Linked DNA regions of Homo sapiens: all the other regions are linked to region 3. Evidence: chromatin loops called from intact Hi-C (ENCODE). Cell type or tissue: GM12878. All regions are shown on one strand.

Region 1 (8,000 bases), 71 kb after region 3:
ATATAATTTTATTATTATTAGACTTTAAGTAAGTTTTAGGGTACATGCGCACAATGTGCAGGTTAGTTACATATGTATACATGTGCCATGCTGGTGTGCTGCACCCATTAACTCGTCATTTAGCATTAGGTATATCTCCTAATGCTATCCCTCCCCCCGCCCCCCACCCCACAACAGTCCCCAGAGTCTGATGTTCCCCTTCCTTTGTCCATGTGTTCTCATTGTTCAATTCCTACCTATGAGTGAGAACATGCGGTGTTTGGTTTTTTTGTCCTTGTGATAGTTTACTGAGAATGATGATTTCCAATTTCATCCATGTCCCTACAAAGGACAAGAACTCATCATTTCTTATGGCTGCATAGTATTCCATGGTGTATATGTGCCACATTTTCTTAATCCAGTCCATCATTGCTGGACATTTGGGTTGGTTCCAAGTCTTTGCTATTGTGAACAGTGCCGCAATAAACATACGTGTGCATGTGTCTTTATAGCAGCATGATTTATAGCCCTTTGGGTATATACCCAGTAATGGGATGGCTGGGTCAAGTGGTATTTCTAGTTCTAGATCCCTGAGGAATCGCCACACTGACTTCCACAATGGTTGAATTAGTTTACAGTCCCACCAACAGTGTAAAAGTGTTCCTATTTCTCCACATCCTCTCCAGCACCTGTTTGTTGTTTCCTGACTTTTTAATGATTGCCATTCTAACTGGTGTGAGATGGTATCTCATTGTGGTTTTGATTTGCATTTCTCTGATGGGTCAGTGATGGTGAGCATTTTTTCATGTGTTTTTTGGCTGCATAAATGTCTTCTTTTGAGAAGTGTCTGTTCATATCCTTTGCCCACTTTTTGATGGGGTTGTTTGTTTTTTTCTTGTAAATTTGTTTGAGTTCATTGTAGATTCTCGATATTAGCCCTTTGTCAGAAGAGTAGGTTGCAAAAATTTTCTCCCATTCTGTAGGTTGCCTGTTCACTCTGATGGTAGTTTCTTTTGCTGTGCAGAAGCTCTTTAGTTTAATTAGATCCCATTTGTCAATTTTGGCTTTTGTTGCCATTGCTTTTGGTGTTTTAGACATGAAGTCCTTGCCCATGCCTATGTCCTGAATGGTAATGCCTAGGTTTTCTTCTAGGGTTTTTGTGGTTTTAGACGTAGGCTCAAAATAAAAGGATGGAGGAAGATCTACCAAGCAAATGGAAAACAAAAAAAGGCAGGGGTTGCAATCCTAGTCTCTGATAAAACAGACTTTAAACCAACATAGATCAAAAGAGACAAAGAAGGCCATTACATAATGGTAAAGGGATCAATTCAACAAGAAGAGCTAACTGTCCTAAATATACGTGCACCCAATACAGGAGCACCCAGATTCATAAAGCAAGTCCTGAGTGACCTACAAAGAGACTGAGACTCCCACACAATAATAATGGGAGACTTTAACACCCCACTGTCAACATTAGACAGATCAACGTGACAGAAAGTTAACAAGGATACCCAGGAATTGAACTCAGCTCTGCACCAAGCGGACCTAATAGACATCTACAGAACTCTCCACCCCAAATCAACAGAATATACATTTTTTTCAGCACTACACCACACCTATTCCAAAATTGACCACATAGTCGGAAGTAAAGCATTCCTCAGCAAATGTAAAAGAACGGAAATTATAAGAAACTGTCTCTCAGACCACAGTGCAATCAAACTAGAACTCAGGATTAAGAAACTCACTCAAAACCGCTCAACTACATGGAAACTGAACAACCTGCTCCTGAATGACTACTGGGTACATAACGAAATGAAGGCAGAAATAAAGATGTTCTTTGAAACCAACGAGAACAAAGACACAACATACCAGAATCTCTGGGACACATTCAAAGCAGTGTGTAGAGGGAAATTTATAGCACTAAATGCCCACAAGAGAAAGCAGGAAAGATCCAAAATTGACACCCTAACATCACAATTAAAAGAACTAGAAAAGCAAGAGCAAACACATTCAAAAGCTAGCAGAAGGCAAGAAACTGAAGAGCAGAACTGAAGGAAATAGAGACACAAAAAACCCTTCAAAACATTAATGAATCCAGGAGCTGGTTTTTTGAAAGGATCAACAAAACTGATAGACCGCTAGCAAGACTAATAAAGAAAAAAAGAGTGAAGAATCAAATAGACGCAATAAAAAATGATAAAGGGGATATCACCACCAATCCCACAGAAATACAAACTACCACCAGAGAATACTACAAACACCTCTACGCAAATAAACTAGAAAATCTAGAAGAAATGGATAAATTCCTCGACACATACACCCTCCCAAGACTAAACCAGGAAGAAGTTGAATCTCTGAATAGACCAATAACAGGCTCTGAAATTGTGGCAATAATCAACAGCTTACCAACCAAAAAGAGTCCAGGACCAGATGGATTCACAGCCGAATTCTACCAGAGGTACAAGGAGGAACTGGTACCATTCCTTCTGAAACTATTCCAATCAATAGAAAAAGAGGGACTCCTACCTAACTCATTTTATGAGGCCAGCATCATCCTGATACCAAAGCCGGGCAGAGACACAACCAAAAAAGAGAATTTTAGACCAATATCCTTGATGAACATTGATGCAAAAATCCTCAATAAAATACTGGCAAACCGAATCCAGCAGCACATCAAAAAGCTTATCCACCACGATCAAGTGGGCTTCATCCCTGGGATGCAAGGCTGGTTCAATATATGCAAATCAATAAATGTAATCCAGCATATAAACAGAACCAAAGACAAAAACCACATGATTATCTCAATAGATGCAGAAAAGGCCTTTGACAAAATTCAACAACACTTCATGCTAAAAACTCTCAATAAATTAGGTATTGATGGGACGTATCTCAAAATAATAAGAGCTATCTATGACAAACCCACAGCCAATATCATACTGAATGGGCAAAAACTGGAAGCATTCCCTTTGAAAACTGGCACAAGACAGGGATGCCCTCTCTCACCCCTCCTATTCAACATAGTGTTGGAAGTTCTGGCCAGGGCAATGAGGCAGGAGAAGGAAATAAAGGGTATTCAAGTAGGAAAAGAGGAAGTCAAATTGTCCCTGTTTGCACATGACATGATTGTATATCTAGAAAACCCCTTTGTCTCAGCCCAAAATCTCCTTAAGCTGATAAGCAACTTCGGCAAAGTCTCAGGATACAAAATCAATGTACAAAAATCACAAGCATTCATATACACCAATAACAGACAAACAGAGAGCCAAATCATGAGTGAACTCCCATTCACAATTGCTTCAAAGAGAATAAAATACCTAGGAATCCAACTTACAAGGGATGTGAAGGAACTCTTCAAGGAGAACTACAAACCACTGCTCAAGGAAATAAAAGAGGATACAAACAAATGGAAGAACATTCCATGCTCATGGGTAGGAAGAATCAGTATGGTGAAAATGGCCATACTGCCCAAGGTAATGTATAGATTCAATGCCATCCCCATCAAGCTACCAATGCCTTTCTTCACAGAATTGGAAAAAACTACTTTAAAGTTCATATGGAACCAAGAAAGAGCCTGCATCGCCAAGTCAATCCTAAGCCAAAAGAACAAAGCTGGAGGCATCACGCTACCTGACTTCAAACTATACTACAAGGCTACAGTAACCAAAACAGCATGGTACTGGTACCAAAACAGAGATATAGATCAATGGAACAGAACAGAGCCCTCAGAAATAATGCCGCATATCTACAACTATCTGATCTTTGACAAACCTGAGAAAAACAAGCAATGGGGAAAGGATTCCCTATTTAATAAATGGTGCTGGGAAAACTGGCTAGCCATATGTAGAAAGCTGAATCTGGATCGCTTCCTTACACCTTATACAAAAATTAATTCAAGATGGATCAAAGGAGATGGCTTCTTTCCTTAAACCTCATGAACTAACCCCTGCTGGCTTAAAACTTTCCTTCCACAGCCTCCTCACCTCTCTCAGCCTTCCTAGAATTGAAGAGAGTTATGATCTTGATGTGGACTAGGTTTTGGCTTAAGGGAATGTTCTGGCTGATTTGATCTTCTGCAGATAACCAAAACTTTTTTCATATCAGCAATAGGTGGTTTAGCTCTCTTATCATGTTTTTGTTCACTGTGGTAGTAGTTTTAATTTTATTCAGGAACCTGTCATTTGCATTCACAATTTGGCTAACTGGCACAAGAGGTCTAGGTTTCAGCCTAGTTCAGCTTTTCACATGCCTTTCTCACTAAGCTTAATTATTTCTAGCTTTTGAGTTAAAGAAAGGTGAAACTCTCACTTGAATGCTTAGAGGCCATTGTAGGGTTTTTAATTAGCTTACTTTCAATACTGTTGTGTGTCAGGGAATATAGAGACTTGAGGAGAGGTAAAGAGATGGAGGAACAATTGGTTGGTGGAGCAGTAAGAAAACACACAACATCTATCTATTTAAGTTCACCATCTTATATGATTAAGTTCAACATCTTCTATAGGTGCAGTTCATGAGGCCGTAAAACAATTACAAGCATCACATGAAAAGATCAGTAATCACAGATCACCATAACAGATATAATAATAATAAAAAAGGTTGAAATATCACCAGCATTACCAAAATGTTGTGACACAGAGACTTGAAGTGAGCACATGCTGTCGAAAAAAAAAAAATTGGTGCCAATAGATTTGCTGAACCCAGGATTGCTACAAACTTTTCATTTGTAAAAATGCAAAATCTGCAAAGCACCATAAGTCAAAACACAATTACATGAGGTATGCCTGTATACAGATAGAGCATCCTTAATCCAAAAATCTTAAATTTGAAAGCTTCAAAATTCAAAACTTTTTGAGTGTCAACATGACAAAACAGGAAAATTTCACACCTGACCTCATGTAATGGGTTACAGTCAAAATGCTATCAAAACTTTGTCTCATGCACAAAATTATCAGACATATTGTATAAAATGACCTTCAAGCTATTAAAATTGGGTTCCTTCTTCAAAATATGTCAGTATGTATATGAAAGTATTCAAAAATTCAAATAAATTAAATCCAAAACAGTTCCGAACCTACGCATTTTGGATAATGGATACTCATCCAATGTGTGTGCATGTGTGCATGTGTGTCTGTGTATGTGTGTGTGTGTGTGTCCATATATGTACTTATATGTTCCCCTTCTCTTTGAGTTGGTTTCCCTATCTGGAAAATCAGGGGTTGGAGATCATGAATGCAAAAATCACCTCTCTGTCCCAAGCTGTGTTCCCTCTGGATATTAAAAATAATTCAAAGCTCAGAAATTTGGGATCATGTTATCAAATGTTTTCAGTGTCATAAAATGATTAAGAACTACAGTTTTCATTTTATCTTAAAAACAAAGTGATGACTGTAAACCAGGGGTCAAAATTAGTTGTGAACAAAGAGTTTGTTTGACTCAGAGGCACTTCATCTGGGTGAATTATAAGCCTCAAAGAACATAGTAACAGCGAATTAATCAAGAAACTTACTCATTGTTTATGTGTGGTTTTTTGAAGCTGAGTTTTTCTAGTGTGTTTGAAGGACTTCAGATCATCGCTCATTTGTGAAAGTGACATTTTTTTTCTTGGGTATAAGAACATGCATTTTCAATGTAGGCCAAGTTTAATTATTCCTCCTAGAAAACATGCCTTTCACCACACATGACAAATTCTCCCCTAAAACAGATCTCTGTATTGAAAATTGTTTCAGTATTGCCCCCAGTCCATGATTTACTTTTAGTATAAAAATTGATTTTCTTTCGGTCTAAGAAAAAATATTTATAAGTGAAGACAGGATATATTTTTCCTCTTACCATGAATTAAGCCAGACTATCTTCAGGGTATTTCTCATGTAGTTTAAGAGATAACTTTAAAATTATTACAAAGTGAAACACTATGTATTGTGAAATCATAACATGCAAACCAAGCACAAAGGGAAAGGTAGATTGTTACAATTCCGGGAATCCATAGAGGGCTTCATAGCGTAGACGGACACTTAACATATCTTTGAAGAAAAAGATATGGTAAGCTGCAAAATTGTTACTTTGTGATGCAGCAATTTATTCAAGGACATAGAAGGTACTCATCAAAATTTTACCTTGTAAATGCACCCATGCCTAGATTTCATCCTAGGACTATTTGAATACAGAAAAACTAAATCATTTTTTATTTTCTAGAATTACAAATTATTTCTATTTATTATTGCATGGAAGTATCAATCAAGACTAGCCAAACTATTTTCTAAAATGCAAATAAAATAGCTATAATTAAATTAATCAAAATACAAATTTCCTTGATCATCTTTTATGCAGAAAACTGAAGTTATATACTAAGGATACTTTCCTTACATTTGATATTCACATCTTTATTCATCCACTCACATCATAAATATGCATTGAGCCCCTACCATGCTAATTTCTGAGGGAGTACAATAATGAAAAAAATAGGAAATAGACAATATACTGTCAAAAATAGAAAACAAAAATAGAAAAAATAAAATACATTAGAGTTTACATTCTAACTTATACTGTGTGTACCTGTGTTTGTCATTGTATATGTCCATGTGTATGTCTTTGGGCACGCACTTGCATATATATGAAGCAGAGAGATTTAGCAGAAACTAGGAAAATCTAATAGTCATGAGACCCTATTTTTAGTCATGGCATTAACAACACATTGCATTTCCTAAAGAAGGTCCCCAAAAACATTTCTTTTATAATTTGATTTTGACACACCCTAGTCAAGGGGTAAAGTCTAACTGAAAAGTGGGTAGACCAGGGGTCCACAAGCCCCAGGCTGTGGACCAGTGCCTATCTTTGGCCTGTTAGGAACTAGGCTGCATGGCAGGAGGTGAGTGGCTGGCAAGTGAGCATTACTGCCTGAGCTCCACCTCCTGTCAGATGAGTAGTGGCAATAGATTCTCAGAGGAGCATGAACCTTATTGTAAATTGTGCATGTAAGGGATCTAGGTTGTGTGCTCCTTATGAGTATCTAATGCCTGATGATGTGAGGTGGAACCGTTTCATCCTGAAACCATCCCCAGCCTCCTACCCCTACCCCTACCCACCTCCCCACAACTAATCCAGGGAAATATTGTCTTCCACGAAACTGGTCCCTGGTGCCAAAAAGGTTGGGGACCGCTGAGGTAGACAATGCTAGAAAAGGTCAAACAACTTCTTCCTGGTTCTCTTGGAGCACTTTCTCTGGGGGAAGCCAGCTACCATCTAAGAAGTCTGACTTCCCTGAAGTTACCATGTTGGAGAGGCTACATATAGACACTTTGGTAAAAAGCCCTACCTGATACCAGCCTTCTTCCAGTCATCCTCTCCAAGGTGTCAGACACATGAGTAGAGCAGCCTTGGACTCTCTAGACCAAGCTTTTCTAAGCCACGGCCCAGGATGTCTTTGAATGTGGCTCAACACAAATTTGTAAACTTTCTTAAAACATTATCAGATTTGTTTTTTTTAGCTCATTGGCTATCGTTAGTGTTAGTGAATTTTATGTGTGGCCCAAGACAATTCTTCCAATGTGGCCCAGGGAAGCCAAAAGGTTGGACACCCCTGTTCTAGACTATTCCATCCATCAGGTAGGTACCACAAAGTGACCTCAGTCAATGTTATGAGGAGCAGAAGAATCATCCTGCTGACCACTCTCAAGTTACTTCACCACGTAATACATAAGATGTAATTAAATAGTTGTGGTTTTAAGCCACTTGATTTTCAGGTGGTTTACGTCACAGCAATAATAACTGGGATAGATGTACAACTTAATAGCTGTGTGACCATAGAAAAGTTAACTACTCTGAACTTTGCTTTTGTTTGTAAAATGAAAATACCAATATATGCCCTTCCTACCCAACATAAATTGGAGGTGTCCTTTTAGCATTATTCTCCTCAAGCCCACATTTGTCTTTCATTTACTCAGAAATTAAACACCAAGTTAGTCTCATTTCTACAACCTGTCATCCCCCAGTATAGTTTCTGTCAAGAAAGTCAAGTTGCAAATGAG
Region 2 (8,000 bases), 91 kb after region 3:
AACATCAGATCATATTTCTTTGGTATAAAATATATCCGTATTAAATATGTATTTTAATGACATACATATAACATTCATTTTAAAATAAATAATTTTCAGTTACCATACTTTCCTATGGGTTAAAAAATCATTCAAGATTGAATTATGATCACATTTATTTTGTAGTATACCATTGATCAAAATAAAACACATTACACATTTGAATAAAAGAAATAAAACATAAAATTAATATTTATGTACAATCTATTTCTTAAATGAGTTGGATAAGAATAATTTTTCAATGAGTTTATATGTCCATGGATAAATATTATTTTGTGCTCTAGTTGAATTTATTATCAAACAATTTATGTGTATGTGTGTTGCATATATGTTAAGACTAGAAACCTATTTGTGTAAAATATAAGATTAGAAAGGAGTTTTATTTTAGTAATGTTTCTCACTCATTTAAACTCCTTCTGACTTATATATTAAAATTTATCAGCTCTTATTTGTCTTAGGTCCTTCTTCAACGTGGTTGAAAGGAAAGCGTTGGAAACCACATGAATTGCAAAGAATACGTAACCTAGTGGTAGTTTCACTCACATTCTCAATAGTGACTAATAGTGTTTCCTGTTGAACCTGTGTTTAGTGCCTTGGAGGTTTTTCTTCCTAAGGGCAATACCCCGTATTGTGATATTAGGGGCGACTTGAAAACATTGCCATTTAGCACTAGGTATATCTCAATGCTAAATGACGAGTTAATGGGTGCAGCACACCAGCATAGCACATGTATACATATGTAACTAACCTGCACATTGTGCACACGTACCCTAAAACTTAAAGTACAATAATAATAAAATAAAATAAAATAAAATAAAATAAAATAAAATAAAATAAAAGGGAAGAGAGAGAGAAGAGTCTCCCTGGAGCCTGTACTCCGGATGTTTCCAGGCAGACCAATTTTAGAAAGATGATGCATGGAAGTGGGAAAACAAAATAGATTCTCTGAGAACTAGCCACATCCACGTACTCCTTCAAACGTCTTCATGATCTTCTACACAAAGGGATACACACTCCAGTTTAAAACTCACTGTGACTCAGCCAAGATCACGCCACTGCACTCCAGCCTAGGCAACAGAGTGGGACTCCTTCTCAAAAAAATAAAAAAATTAAAAAAAATTAAACTCACTGCGTTGGAGTATCTCTTGGGTCTCTTCACATTTTATTATTCTGTAATTACTTATGGCTTATCGTATTATAGATTATAACCTTAAAGTTCCCTTGTAATGAATCAAGAAGGAAACACATATATTTTGCGAGTGCAAAATACACAGCACCATTTAATATTTTTTTTATATTTACATAAGATTAAATCTCTGTAAATAATGATATCTTTCAAATCAGTATTGTTCATCTCATGTATATCTTTCTTATTGAAAACTTAACTTGAAAATTGAGTTTTCCAGTTTACTTGTAAGTAGATCCACAGCAAATCAGTGTTGTTTCATGCCTCTTGCCTACTGATAAATTGAATTGACTTGAGCAGAAACACATTAAAATGTAACATGAGAAGAATGTAGGAGGAGAGGAGAAGTGGCATGATAATTACCATAGAGACATCATATCGACCCTTCTATTAGTTTATCATGTCACTAGCAAAACTGAGAAGTGAGCTCATTAGAGTAAATACAAAAAGACTTACTTTTACGTGTTACAATTATATTGTTCTAATTTAGAAGAAAAGCATGACTCAGTTACGTGGATTCTGTGCGGAGCTCTTTAGGTAATTAACTCTGGCAGTGACACACTATTTTCAGATAACAAGGAACACACAGTTTTCACCTGTGGGCTCCAAGGCATTTGGCTTTCTCAAATAAAGACTGTAGTGATGGTGAATACTTAATCTATGAATGCAGTGTGGCACACAGCTCTTTTCCAGAATCTCTTGAACAGCATGAAGAGTCTTTCACTGTCCATATAAATACATAATATCATTAGTATGAAATAAGGTGGCTGGTTTCCACTGTCAGAATTAGATGCTTACTGGCATAATACATGTAGGTAGAATGAATGGCTTAAGTTCTGGAGCCCTAGTAAGTGCTTCATGAAGGTCCGGTGAATATTTGTGGAAATAAGCAATGAATGAAGAAAGGAAGTTTTATATATATATATATATATATATATATATATATATGTATATATACACACGTATATATATACACGTGTATATATATACGTGTATATATATACACGTGTACATATATACGTGTATACACACGCGTATATATACACGTGTGTGTATATACACGCGTATATATACACGTGTGTGTATATACGTGTATATATGTATATGTGTGTATATATGTATATATGTGTGTATATGTGTGTATATGTGTATATATGTGTATACATGTATGTATATGTGTGTGTATATATGTATATATATGTGTGTGTATGTATGTATATGTGTGTGTATATATGTATATATGTGTGTATGTATGTGTATATATGTGTGTGTATATATGTGTGTATATGTGTATATATGTGTGTGTATGTGTGTATATATGTGTGTGTATATGTGTATATATATGTGTGTATATGTGTATATATGTATATATGTATATATGTGTGTATATATGTGTATATGTGTGTGTATATATGTATATATGTGTGTGTATATGTATATATGTGTGTATATATATGTGTATATGTGTATATATGTGTGTATATGTGTGTGTGTGTATGTGTGTGTATATGTGTATATATGTGTATATATATACATGCTCACACACATAATATATATATATGTTATATAAATATAAATGTCACCTATGAGTATTTCAACAAGGCTAGCAGAGTATATAGATACGAGTGGATTCACTCATAATAAAAAGTATTCTCTCAAGGATCTTTGTAACTCAAATATTTTTGTGTGTATATTTATGTACTTATATGTGTGCCCCTATATTCCTACATGTGTATATATATATATGTTTATATGTGGATATGTGTATACACTTATATATATATGAGAAAGAGAGGGAGTGTAGAAAGGGAGAGAGAGAATGAAAGAAAAAATCTCTTAGAATAGTAATTTCTGTTTTGCTTTTGAATCCCACAGGACCACGACCAATCCAAAAGCAGGGGACATCTTTTGTTCAACTTTTTATAATTAAGTCTAATCCTGAGTTGGATTCAGATTAAAAACAAAAACAAGCAAATAAATAAATACAATAGACATCTATGAGATGGAAATAGTGTGTGTGTGTGTGTGTGTGTGTGTGTGTGTGTGTGTGTGTGTGTGTGGCGAGGGAAATTGAAGTTCTAAACTGCTGTGGAAGGGTGGGCTGTATTTTCACTGGGAGCATGCACCAGTCCCTCATGGTTTCTTGAGAGAGATGCTCAGGAATACAAATACCTCCAAAAACAGTAGATATAAAGACAATAAATTCAAAGGTGATGGAGACTTTGGTTAAAAGTGATAAAAAACGTGGTTCCTGGAGTCAGATAAAACTCAGGTAGAATTCCAGCTTTGTCACAACAGCTGTGAGATCTTGTGCAAGATATCTAATTTTTATGTGCCTCAGTTTTCTCATCTGTAAAAAGGGCCATAAGAGTTCCTAAAACATTGGGTTGTGGTGAAAAATATATAATACAGAGAATGTACAATTTTCCTTACTATAGATTTGTGGATGTAAAAATACAGGTCAATGTTCATTCAACCGATCTTTCCTAGAAAGATATTGAAGAAGAAAAGCAATTGTTTCTTGGATAAGGTTGTCAACGTCTGTGGTAATGAAGATGACACAGGTTTTGTAGTTAGGCATATCTGGATTGGTTTCCTAAACCTACTATTTAAAAAGCTGTGTGATTCTGAGCTAGTTTCTTAAGTCTTAAGATTCTCAGATTCCTTTCTGTAAAATGGGATACTAATATAATACCTAGCACATATTTAGCATGGCAATGTACCAGACAATGTTCCAAAAGCTTTATGAGTATTTGCTCATTTATTCCTCCTAGCAATCTAATGGAATAAGTACAGCATTGTTACTGCTCTTAGCTACTCACTGAAGTGGTAGTCATTAACCCCATTGCACAATCGAGAAAATAACCTTAGAGAAAATGCATTAATAATAATAGTTTTTCAGCTTCCTTAGGCCTTGTGTCTTATATGAGTTGTTGAAAACTGCTTGCACCTATGAAGTGGTAAATAAACATGGTGAACTGAGTCAGGTGGCTATCAAAAATGAAGCCTATGATGTTGACAGTGGTTTGGTGAGTAGGGATGAATGCTGTAATCACACTTCTTTTTTTTGTTTGTTTTTAATTTTAATTTTTATCTTAGATTCAGGGGATACATATGGAGGTTTGTTACAAGAGTATATTGCACGATACCAAAGTTTCGGCCTCTGTTGATCCCAACACCCAGATAGTGAACATAGTACCCAATAGGAAGCTTTTGGCCCTTACTCCCTTCCATCCTTTTCTGCTTTTAGAGTTCCTGATGTCTATCGTTTCTATCTTTATGTCAGTGTATGCCTGATATTTAACTCCCTCTTCTAAGTGAGAACACATGGTATTTAATTTTCTGTTTCTGCATTAATTTGCTTAGAATGATAGTCTGTCTTCAGCTACATCCATGTTGTGATAACGAAAATGATTTCATTTCTTAATGGCTTCATAGTATTCCATGGTGTATATGTGCCATGTTTTCTTTATCCAGTCCACCATTAATTGGCATCTAAGTGGATTCCGTGTCTTTGCTAGTGTAAATAGTGCTGTAATAAGCATACAAGTGCATATGTCTTTTTGGTAAAATGATTTTTTTTTTCCTTTGGGTACATACTCAGTAAATGGATTGCTGAGTCGAATAGCAATTCAATTTTTAGTTGAAAAATCTCCAAACTGATTTCCACAGGGGCTGAACTAATTTTCATTATCACCAACAGTGTATAAGCATTTCTCTTTCTCTTCAGTTTTGCCAGCATCTGTTATTTTTTGACTTTTTAATAATACTCATTCTGACTGGTGTGAGACGCCTATGATGTTACAATAAAGTTTCTTTTTAGAGCACTTTCAAGCTTACTAAAAGGACCTATTGAATGCTAAAGAAAAAGCAAACAGTCCCCACTTTCTGCATGCTTCTAAAGAGCTAGCCACAAAGATACGGACTAAATGACTGTTCATGTTTGATAACCATTGACTTGGGTCACAAAACACTGTACATTTCAAGAGCAACACTGACTTCATTTAGGTACCTGAGTACCTATTAGATGCACTATTTGGCACAAGTAATTTACACCCATGCTGTGTTCTTTCTAAAAGATCCAGTGTCCCCAATCTAATTTACTAACATTTTATGTTTTCTTTGACTATGAGTTATTTGAATCTTCTGATAGTTCAAGGGAATGTGAGTGAGTTTGAACACTGGCTTTGGAAAGATTTTCTCACGTCGCAACTTTTGGGTAACGGCTATTAATATAAAAACTGGATTACTCAGACCTCATGCTGATTAGGCTCTTGAGTTACAGAAGAATTAGTACTTATTTACCCATTGCCAACTTTATTCAAATTTTAATGACCAAAGTTCCAAGAGTCAATTTTATCAATTGATACAAATATCAAAGGACTCAGTCAAGAAAAGATTGATTGTGAGAAAATGTGGTGATTTAGCTGATCTTTCCTTTTAAAATTCTTAGAAAAAAAAAACCTGGTAAACGGTTAAAATTTTGGATGATATTACTGGAAAAAGCTTTTCAATGTATATATGTTTAGCTTTTCTCTCCTTAAATGGGATGCTTCAGCAATAAACATGGTAAGAGTGTAAATTATTGTAGGTACATGATATTACATTCTTCAAATGGTATTGCTACTCTTCTATTAATTAGCAAATGAATTGAAAATCAAAGAACGTCTAGAAATTAACTTCAACTATTCTAAGTCTATATTATCTTACTGAGGAAATTATACACAACTATATCTATTTCTAGTTCCTACTTTTGCATCTTTCCTGAATCTGCTGCATTTCAGTCCTTATCATATTAGTCAAGGTTCTCCGGAAAAACAGAACCTGAAAGAAAAACAGAATCTGAATTATATATATCTATCTATATAGATATATATAATCTCTATCTATATATACATATATATAATCTCTATCTATCTATATGTATATATGGTTAGAGAAATATATAGATCTATATATATATGGCACATATACACCATGGAATACTATGCATCCATAAAAAAGAAAGAGTTCATGCCCTTTGCGTGGACACGGATGAAGTTGGAAACTATCTAGATCTATATCTATATATGTATATATAGATATAGAAATATATATTTCTATCTATACATATGCATATCTATATATACATAGATAGAGAAATATATATGCATATATACATATGTAGAGAAATATATATGCATATATACATATACAGATAGATAAATATATATTTTTATCTATCTATATCTAGCTAGCTAGCTGTCTATCCATACTGATCAATTGACCCACTTAATTATGCAGGGTAAGAAATCCTAAGACCTGCCATTTATAAACTAGAGAACCAGAAAAGCCTGTGGCAAAGTTTCAATCTAAGCCCCAAAGCCTGAGAATGCAGGGAATTGATGGTGTAATTTCCAGACCAAGGGTCAGAGAAAATGAGATGAGCTATATCAGCCGAAGCAGGCAGGCAAAAAGCACTCAAAGTTAGTTGCTCCTTTCTCTGGCTTACTGTTCTATTCCAGGCCTCAACGTTTATTGCCCATATTGCAGAGGGCAATAAACCTTACTGCGTCCACTGATTCAAATACTAATCTCATCCTGAAACCATCCTCACAGACACACCCAGAAATAATGATTAATCTAAACACACTGTGACTAGTCAAACTGACAAATAAAATTAACCATCACACATCCACCCATTGTCAACTTGGCAGCCATACACCTATTCTTCTTCTTTCTTTTTTTTTTTTTTAATTATACTTTAAGTTCTGGGATACATGTGCAGAATATGCAGGTTTGTTACATAGGTACACATGTGCCATGGTGGTTTGCTGCACCCATCAACCCATCATCTACATTAGGTATTTCTCCTAATGCTATCCCTCCCCTTGCCCCCCACCCCCGACAGGCCCTGGTGTGTGATGTTCCCCTCCCTGTGCCCATATGTTCTCATTGTTCAACTCCCACTTATGAGTGAGAACATGGGCAGCGTTTGATTTTCTGTTCCTGTGTTAGTTTGCTGAGAATGATGGTTTCCAGCTTCACCCATGTCCCTGCAAAGGACATTAACTCATTCTTTTTTATGGCTGCATAGTATTCCATGGTGTATATTTGCCACATTTTCTTTATCCAGTCTATCATTGATGGGCATTTGGGTTCGTTCCAGATCTTTGCTATTGTGAACAGTGCTGCAATAAAGATATGTGTGCATGTGTCATTATAGTAAAATGATTTATAATCTTTTGGGTATATACTTAATAATGGGATTGCTGGGTCAAATGGTATTTCTGGTTCTAGATCCTTGAGGAGTCACCACACTGTCTGTCTTGCACAATGGTTGAACTAATTTACACTCCCACCAACAGTGTAAAAGTGTTCCTATTACTCCACAGCCTCTCCAGCATCTGTTGTTTCCTTACTTTTTAATGATCACCATTCTAACTGGCATGTGTTGGTATCTCATTGTGGTTTTGATTTGCATTTTGCTAATGACCAGTGATGATGAGCTTTTTAAAAATATGTTTGTTGGCCGCATAAATGTCTTCTTTTGAGAAGTGTCTGTTCATATCCTTTTCCCACTTTTTAATGGTGTTGTTTTTTTTCTTGTAAATTTAATTTTTTTGTAGAGTCTGGGTATTACACCTTTGTCAGATAGCTAGATTGCAAAAATTTTCTCCCATTCTGCAGGTTGTCTGTTCACTCTTTTGATAATTTCTTTTGCTGTTCAGAAGCTCTTTATTTTAATTGGATCCCATTTGTCAATTTTTGCTTATCTTGCAGTTGCTTTTAGTGT
Region 3 (8,000 bases):
TGAATTAGAGAGAGATGCATTGTTAGGTGTCCAAGTAGTTGATTAAAACAACAAGACAAAATCACAGTCATTGTCCAGGTTTAATTACTTTCTGGTATAATATAAGCAAGAGACTAAACCAGAGAAAGCCCTCACTTTTCCCTGTTCTACTTTCTCCCAGGTAATGGCAGGCTGGGTCAAAGTTCATGTAAATCAGCACAGTCATAGTGGTCATCTCAATGTGGGGACAGAAGAGATCTCTCTCTGTCTCTCTTTGTTCATGGATAAATATATATTATCTATCTATTTCTCTATGTGTCTATCTATCTATGTATCTATCTATCTATCTAGCTAGCTATCTGAAAAGGCTCCTGCATTTCTATGGACTCAGAGACGAGGGGACAGGAAGAATGGGGAGGGTGAAGCATTGGGACTGGAAAAGTACTGAGTCAGAGTGGAGAAAAAAATGTCTTCAAGATTTTCTGTTCCTTATCCTCAGATGCAGAGGCACCTGAGGAAGGCTTCTACCAAAACCCCAAGTAAAGAAACCCCTTAATGAAGGTGCCTGAGCTAAGGACGCAGATATACCAAAGAGCACAACAAGCTGGAGAAAGGTGGGGTGTGACATATGAGTCTGTGACTGTAACTTCGGTTAGTAACTGCAAGGTGTCAGCTGTGCACTAAATCTGGTATGGGAGAGTAGCTTCCCCTGTAAGGTTTGTCAGGTAAAGCCTTGATAATTACTTATGGTCATGCCTGAAAAGTCACACATAGGATTTTGGCCTGGAACCATACACTTCATTTATGAATCAGTGTATTGCAGTAGTCCAGGCCAGAAAAAATGGAAATTGGTCCACAGTGATGGCAAGTTGGAATAATTTGAATTCAAATGATTCTAAAGATGTTTTATAGGCATAGGTAACATAACTTTAAGGTGCATTTAATACAGGTGGGTGGGGCTGTTAAGGGAATTAAGAGAATCAATGAAAACTTTTTATTTGGAACAAAAGCATCTGGGAGTGTAGTAGTATACTTCGATGAAATAGAGAAGACTAGAAGAAAAGCAGATTCTGGGGGAAATCAAGTTCTCTTTTGATCATTTAATATTTACAATACATGTTAGAGAACTATTTGGAAATGTCAGGGAAGCAGTTGGATATTTGTGCCTGGACTTCCAGTGGAGAAAATCAGGCATTGGAAAACTATTTGGCTTATAAAGAGTATTTGAAGATAAAGTTTGAGAAATCACTGGCTGATAGCCATCATTTAACATTTTGGGATTGGATGAGGTAATCTCTACAGAGGATTCAGATAGAGACTGAAGGCTCAGAACAGAGCCCCAGAGAACTCCAACATTTAGAATTCAGGACGACAAGGAGGAACCAGCCAAGAAACCAAGAAGTAGCCAGTTAGGTAAAAGGGAACCCAGACCGTTGTGATATATAAGAAGTAAAAAAAAAAAAATTAAGAAATTATATATATCTTTAAAGGGAAAGTGGATGGGCGCGGTGGCTCACGCCTGTAATCCCATCACTTTGGGAGGCCTAGGCGGGCGGATCATTTGAGGTCAGGAAACATGGACAACATGTTTCCTGACATGGTCCATAGCCTGGACAACATGGTGAAACCCTGTCTCTAGAAAAATACAAAAAAAAAAAAAAAATCAGCTGGCTGTGGTGGCATGCCTGTAATCTCAGCTACTTGAGAGGCTGAGGCAGGAGGATTGCTTGAACCCAGGAGGTGGAGGTTGCAGTGAGCCGAGATCACACCACTATACTCCAGCCTGGGCGACAGAGTGAGACTCCACCTAAAAATAAAAATAAAAATAAAAAATAAAAATAAATAAAAGGGAAAGGAAGATTAACTGTCAAATATTGTTGAGAAAGTAAATATGCTAAGAACAGTGAAATGATTATAAAATTTGCCAATATAGAGGTCATTGATGACATGACAAAAGTACAATTAGTGGAGAAGAAGAGGAAATATAAAACCACAGATAGAGGTAAAGAAAGAATGTGAGTTTAACGAGCAGAGGCAAGAGATTACAGACAACTCTCAAAAAGTTTTACTTTCATTACGTGAAACAGAGAAATGGGGCAAACCCTGGCAAGTGTTGTGAGCTCAAAAGAATGTTTTTGCTGTTGCTATTAATCAAAAAGCAAGACATATAACATACTTATGCTGTATTTCTGTTGGTAATGATCAACGTAAGTACAAAAATAAATAAGGCATCTTAAAAGAAAGGAGTGGGAGGAGAGAGAGAGAGAATATTACTGAGAATAGAAATCAGATATTTGAGAAATCAAGCGTAGAGGGACTCCAGTACACAAATGTTGAGGTTGGACATTGATAAAAACAGGGATACTCCCTCCATTGTAGCTGACAAGAGGGAAGGCAGACAAAATGGGCACAGAAAACAGAGAGGTAGCCTGTAGGTTTGCTGGTGGGGTGATAAGATAGGTCTCATCTGTGGCCTTCTATTTTCTCAATAAAATATGAAGTCAGGTCATTAGCTCAGGGATGTGTTATTTGAGGAGAGGAAAGGTCAAAAAGATGGCTTGGAGTGTAACAAAATAAACTTACAAGGGAAGGGCAGCAGGATGGTCACTCTGTTTGGTGGCCATTTGAATTATGCAAATATACTGCCCAACATGTTCTACCCATGACTATGCATTCTTCAAACAACCAAAAAAATGGGCTCACACTGAGCACATTCTTTGCAATTTACTCTTTTTCACTTAAAATATATTTTAGGCCGGGCGCAGTGGCTCATGCCTGTAATCCCAGTACTTTGGGAGGCAGAGGCGGGTGGATCACGAAGTCAGGAGATTGAGACCATCCTGGCTAACACGGTGAAACCCCGTCTCTACTGAAAATACACACACACACAGAAATTAGCCGGGCGTGGTGGTGGGTGCCTGTAATCCCAGCTACTTGGGAGGCTGAGGCAGGAGCATTGCTTGAACCCAGGAGGCGGAGCTTGCAGTGAGCCGAGATCACGCCACTGCACTCCAGCCTGGGCGACAGAGTGAGACTGTGTCTCAAAAAAAATATATATATATCTATATATATATATCTATATCTATATATATATCTTTTTCTAAGACATTACATATAGATTTACTACTACATTCATTTAATAGTGATGTTGTATTTCATACTATGTATCCCAGGCCCAGACAACCATCATTCCACTCTCCACTTCTATTAATTTGACTATTTTAGATTCCTCATATAAGTGGCATCATGTAGTATTTGTCCTTTTGTTTATTGTTTCATATGAGAATGAAGGTGATTACTCAGGGGATGTGGTTCATTTGGAAACAACAAAAACAATTTATTCAATATTTCAAACTTACGTTTCAGGAAACTATGAAATTATTGCATATTATATGCCACTTGGCCACTAAGTGGCTTCTGAATGTGAAATAATTGCTTTAAAGAATGAGGAGTACATGCAACCACACTGAAATGAGTTCTTAAAGTGAAGAGGATTACAATTTTTCTACATGTTTGCTAACTCAGGATTATATAATTTTGACCAAATGCGTTCCTTAATTTATGGACTCTCAGAATCTTCTTATTCTACTTTTCAAATAATTTTTCTTTGTCACTTTTTTTTTTAATTTAAAATTCCCGGAGAGACTCAAGGAACACTCCAGGAGTATTGAACAAAAAGATATTTGAGTTAAAGATCTGGTATTTCAAATCTGTGCCTTTTTTGCATAGTAATCTCATTTTATGCTTAACCCTGCTGAAGAGCAGCACGTGTGGTATGAAATTATTCTGGACTGCTGACCTCCTTGCTTGTCACCTGGACTGTGTTTTCCCCCATTTAGCTTAAGCTTTCCCTTCTTCTTCATAAAGCTCCCTGTTGCTTCCAACAAGGAAAGTGACAGCTCATTCCTTATACTGACAAGCTGTCTCCCTGCACTGTCTCTTTGTTATCTCGTTGTCTCTCTGTTCTTCTCTCACTGTCTTGCCTATCTTTAATAAACACATTTTTGTCTGAGTGACAAGCAGAGTAATTCAGCTCATTATAATTAGCAGCACTGCCCTTCTTTTGCTAGAAAACTTTAAAAAGTCAATGTCTATATATAGAATTGAAATTAGGAAGTATGCTTTCCGATTCTTGATTCACTCCGTCACTTTCTTGCTGTGGGGGCAGCAGGGAACTGCTTGACCTCTGGGTTTCCTTTGGTTCAATTAAGGTGATAATTCTTGCCTGGCCTTACAGATGTAGGTGAGTAATTAAGGGTTGTAGAATCCTTTGAAATTCAAAAAAGAAGCTGTAAAGGCTAATCATTTGCAGTATTCGTCTAAGTTTTTGAAGTAATTTACACAAGAAAATAAATACTGTAGTTTGGATGTAGAAGATGAAGCCATGAAAGTTAACACAAATTCATTGACAAATTCACAAGAAGATTCTGAAGTGGAGACAGGAAGCTATATATACTGCTGCCTTTTCAGCCCTCTTTCTCTCCTGGATTTTGATTTGCGAACTCTCTTCTATACTCCCTCTCCAATACCTCACCTAAATTTCTGATTAGTAAGGTACATCTGAAAGGGTACAGGCTTTGGAGGCTCTGAGACTTAGTTACACACCCGATTCTACTACTTTCCAAATGAGAACTAAGGCAAATAATATGTTATGTGTTTTCACTTCCTGTATCTCAGCTTCCTTATTTTGTACAATGGCAACCACCCTTACAGCACACAGCTGTCAATAAGAACTTCACGCATGTTTGTGCAAGCTGGTGTTGATGCTAGGACATCTACAACTTTCAAGGTATGTTTCTTCTCTTTCATTCTTCAGAAAGGAGGTAGAAGGAGAGGTCATGTGGTTAAGCTGCAGTGACAGCTACTCTGGTGACTATTAGACTGCCCCAAAGAGATACTTTAGAGCCAGGCAGAGCAGGCATGTGTTGGGGCCAGGCTTATTGCTGGTCTTGGGTGAATATTCCTACTATAACTTTCAACCATCTGAAAAGAAATGACCAAATTCACGTATTTTGCAACCAGAAACAATACCAGTTATGTCCTAAACAAAGGTGAGTGCTGTATATCATGTAAAATGTAGATGTTCTCTTTGCTGAGGTCCAGAAACTGACAGTGAACTTGAGAATTCCCTGGGGGACAGAGCATCAAAGAAGTACGTGGTTTCTGAGAAGGCCGTGTTTCCCAGGGAAGAAAAAAAGTAGATACTTTCTAAGACACAAAACCACAAATAATGATGATGTGCATATTTTTAGAAATTGTTTTATTGAGGTGTAATTTATACAAAAATTGTACATATTTAATGGATAAAACTCGATGAGTTTAGAAATAAAGTACATACCCATGCAATCATTACCACAAACAATGTAATCAACCTACTCACCTCCAAAAGATTCCTCCTTCCCGTTTTATTATTATTATCATTATTGTTATTATTTTTGGGATAAGAACACTTAAGATGTACCCTTTTAGCAAATTTGAAAGTATACAATACACTATTGTTAACTATAGCTACTGTGCTGAACAGTAGATCTCTAAGACTTGTTCATTTTGTATAACCGAAACTATGTACCTCTTGACCAATACCCACCTCTATCCTTAACCTCCTAGGCCTGATAACCGCTACTCTATACTCTGCTTCTATGAATGTGACTATTTTAGATTTCTAATTTAACTGATATCACGTAGTATTTGTCCTTTGGCGTCTGGCTTATTTCACTTAGCTTAATGTCCTACAGTTTCATCCATGTTGTCACAAATGAAAGGATTTCCCTATTTTGTTAAGAGTAAATATCATACCACTATATGTATATACCATATTTTCTTTTTCCATCTGTTTGTTCATGGACACTTGAGTTGTTTTCATATCTTAGCTACTCTGAATAATGCTTCAATAAATATGGAAGTGCAGATATGTCTTCAATATACTGATTTCAGTTCCTTTGGATGTACACTCTGAAGTGGATTTGCTGGATCTTGTGGTAGTTCTACTTTTAAGTTTTTTGAGGAACCTGCATACTGTTTTCCAGTGTGGCTGCAACAATTTACATTCCAACAGTACACAAGGGTTTCCTTTTCTTCACACTCCTGCCAACACTTGTTATCTTTGGTTTTTTATTTTTAATTTTTTATTGAGGCAAGATAGAAAATGTGCCCTATTTACCATTTTTAAGTGGACAGTTCAGTGATAATAACTATGTTTGTGTTTCTTTTCCATTCATCTCAACCTCCTCTTCTTCCCAGGATCTGGTAGTCAACATTCTACTCTCTAACTTCAGAAGATCCACTTTTTTAGTTTCTACATATGAGTGAGAACATGTAATATTCGTCTTTCTGTGCTTGACTAATTTCACTTAACATGACAGCCTCCACTTTCATTCATGTCGCTGCAAAGGACTGGATTTCATTACTTTTATGGCTTAATAATATTCATTGTATAAATATGTCATATTTCCTTTATCCATTCATCCGTTGATGGGTACTTAGGTAGATTCACATTTTACCTATTGTGCTAAATAAATAGTGCTGCAATAAACATGGAAGTGCAGATATATTTTTAAAAAATTATTTCTTATGATGTAAGTTCTGGGATACATGTGCAGAACGTGCAGGTTTGTTACATAGGTATACACGTGCCATGGTGGTTTGCTGCACTCATCAACGCGTCAACTACATTAGGAATTTCTCCAAATGCCATCCCTCCCCTAGCCCCCCACTCTGCAACAGGCCCTAGTGTGTGAAGTTCCCCTCCCTGTGTCCATGTGTTCTCATTGTTCAACTCCCACTTATGAGTGAGAACATGCAGTGTTTGGTTTTCTCTTCCTGTGTTAGTTTGCTGAGAATGATGGTTTCCAGCTTCATCCATTTCCCTACAAAGGACACGAACTCATCCTTTTTTATGGCTGCATAGTATTTCCTGGTGTATATGTGCCACATTTTCTTTATCCAGTATACCACTGATGGGCATTTGGGTTGGTTCCAAGTCTTTGCTATTGTGAACAGTGCTGCAATAAATGTAATTGTGCATGTGTCTTTATAGTAAAATGATTTATAATCCTTTGGGTATATACCCAGTAATGGGATTGCTGGGTCAAATGGTATTTCTGATTCTAGATCCTTGAGGAATCACCACACTGTCTTCCACAATGGTTGAACTAATTTACACTTCCACCAGCAGTGTAAAAGCATTCCTATTTCTCCACATTCTCTCCAGCATCTGTTGTTTCCTGACTTTTTAATGATCGCCATTCTAACTGGCATGAGATGGTGTCTCATTGTGGTTTTGACTTGTATTTCTCTAATGGCCAGTGATGATGAGGTGTTTTTCATATGTTTGTTGGCCACAGAAATGTCTTCTTTTGAGAATTGTCTGTTCATATCCTTCACCCACTTTTTGATGGGGTTTTTTTTTATTGTAAAATTGTTTAAATTCTTTGTAGATTCTGGATATTAGCCATTTGTCAGATGGATAGATTGCAAACATGTTCTCCCATTCTGTAGGTTGCCTGTTCAGTGTGAAAATAGTTTCTTTTGCTGTGCAGAAGCTCTTTAGTTTAATTAGATCCCATTTGTCAATTTTGGCTTTTGTTGCCATGGCTTTTGGTGTTTTAGTCCTGAGGTCTTTGCCCATGCCTATGTCCTGAATGGTATTGCCTAGGTTTTCTTCTAGGGTTTTTATGGTTTTAGGTCTTATATTTAAGTCTTTAATCCATCTTGAGTTAATTTTTGTATAAGGCATAAGGAAGGGGTCCACTTTCAGTTTTCTGCATATGGCTAGCCAGTTTTCCCAACACCATTTATTAAATAGGGAATCCTTTCCCCATTGCTTGTTTTTGTCAGGTTTGTCAAAGATCAGACAGTTGTAGATGTGTGATGTTATTTCTGAGGCCTCTGTTCTGTTCCATTGGTTTATATATCTGTTTTGGTACCAGTACCATGCTGTTTTGGTTACTGTAGCCTTGTAGTATAGTTTGAATTCAGGTAACATGATGCCTCCAGCTTTGTTCTTTTTGCTTAGGATGGTC

What was found. A loop is a pair of places that touch in the nucleus more often than their neighbours do. Peaks named below come from ENCODE experiments on the same cell type or tissue, not always from the same donor. Only the 100,000 strongest peaks of a DNase experiment are listed, where the experiment ranks them.
Region 1: it touches region 3 in a loop (2.5-fold over the local background); 1 of 110 quality-filtered maps calls a loop at or near these places.
Region 2: it touches region 3 in a loop (2.1-fold over the local background); 1 of 110 quality-filtered maps calls a loop at or near these places.

What each region holds. Positions count from the first base shown.
Region 1 is chrX:142,903,786-142,911,785 of GRCh38, reverse strand. No RefSeq gene overlaps it. Among named protein-coding and RNA genes, the nearest start is that of SPANXN4, 120 kb to the left of the region's middle. In GM12878, no CTCF peak of the experiment used is centred here; a DNase peak (open chromatin) is centred at 4,205.
Region 2 is chrX:142,883,828-142,891,827 of GRCh38, reverse strand. No RefSeq gene overlaps it. Among named protein-coding and RNA genes, the nearest start is that of SPANXN4, 140 kb to the left of the region's middle. In GM12878, no CTCF peak of the experiment used is centred here; no DNase peak of the experiment used is centred here.
Region 3 is chrX:142,974,464-142,982,463 of GRCh38, reverse strand. No RefSeq gene overlaps it. Among named protein-coding and RNA genes, the nearest start is that of SPANXN4, 47 kb to the left of the region's middle. In GM12878, no CTCF peak of the experiment used is centred here; DNase peaks (open chromatin) are centred at 4,223 and 4,703; H3K4me3 peaks cover 1,072 bases; H3K27ac peaks cover 3,746 bases.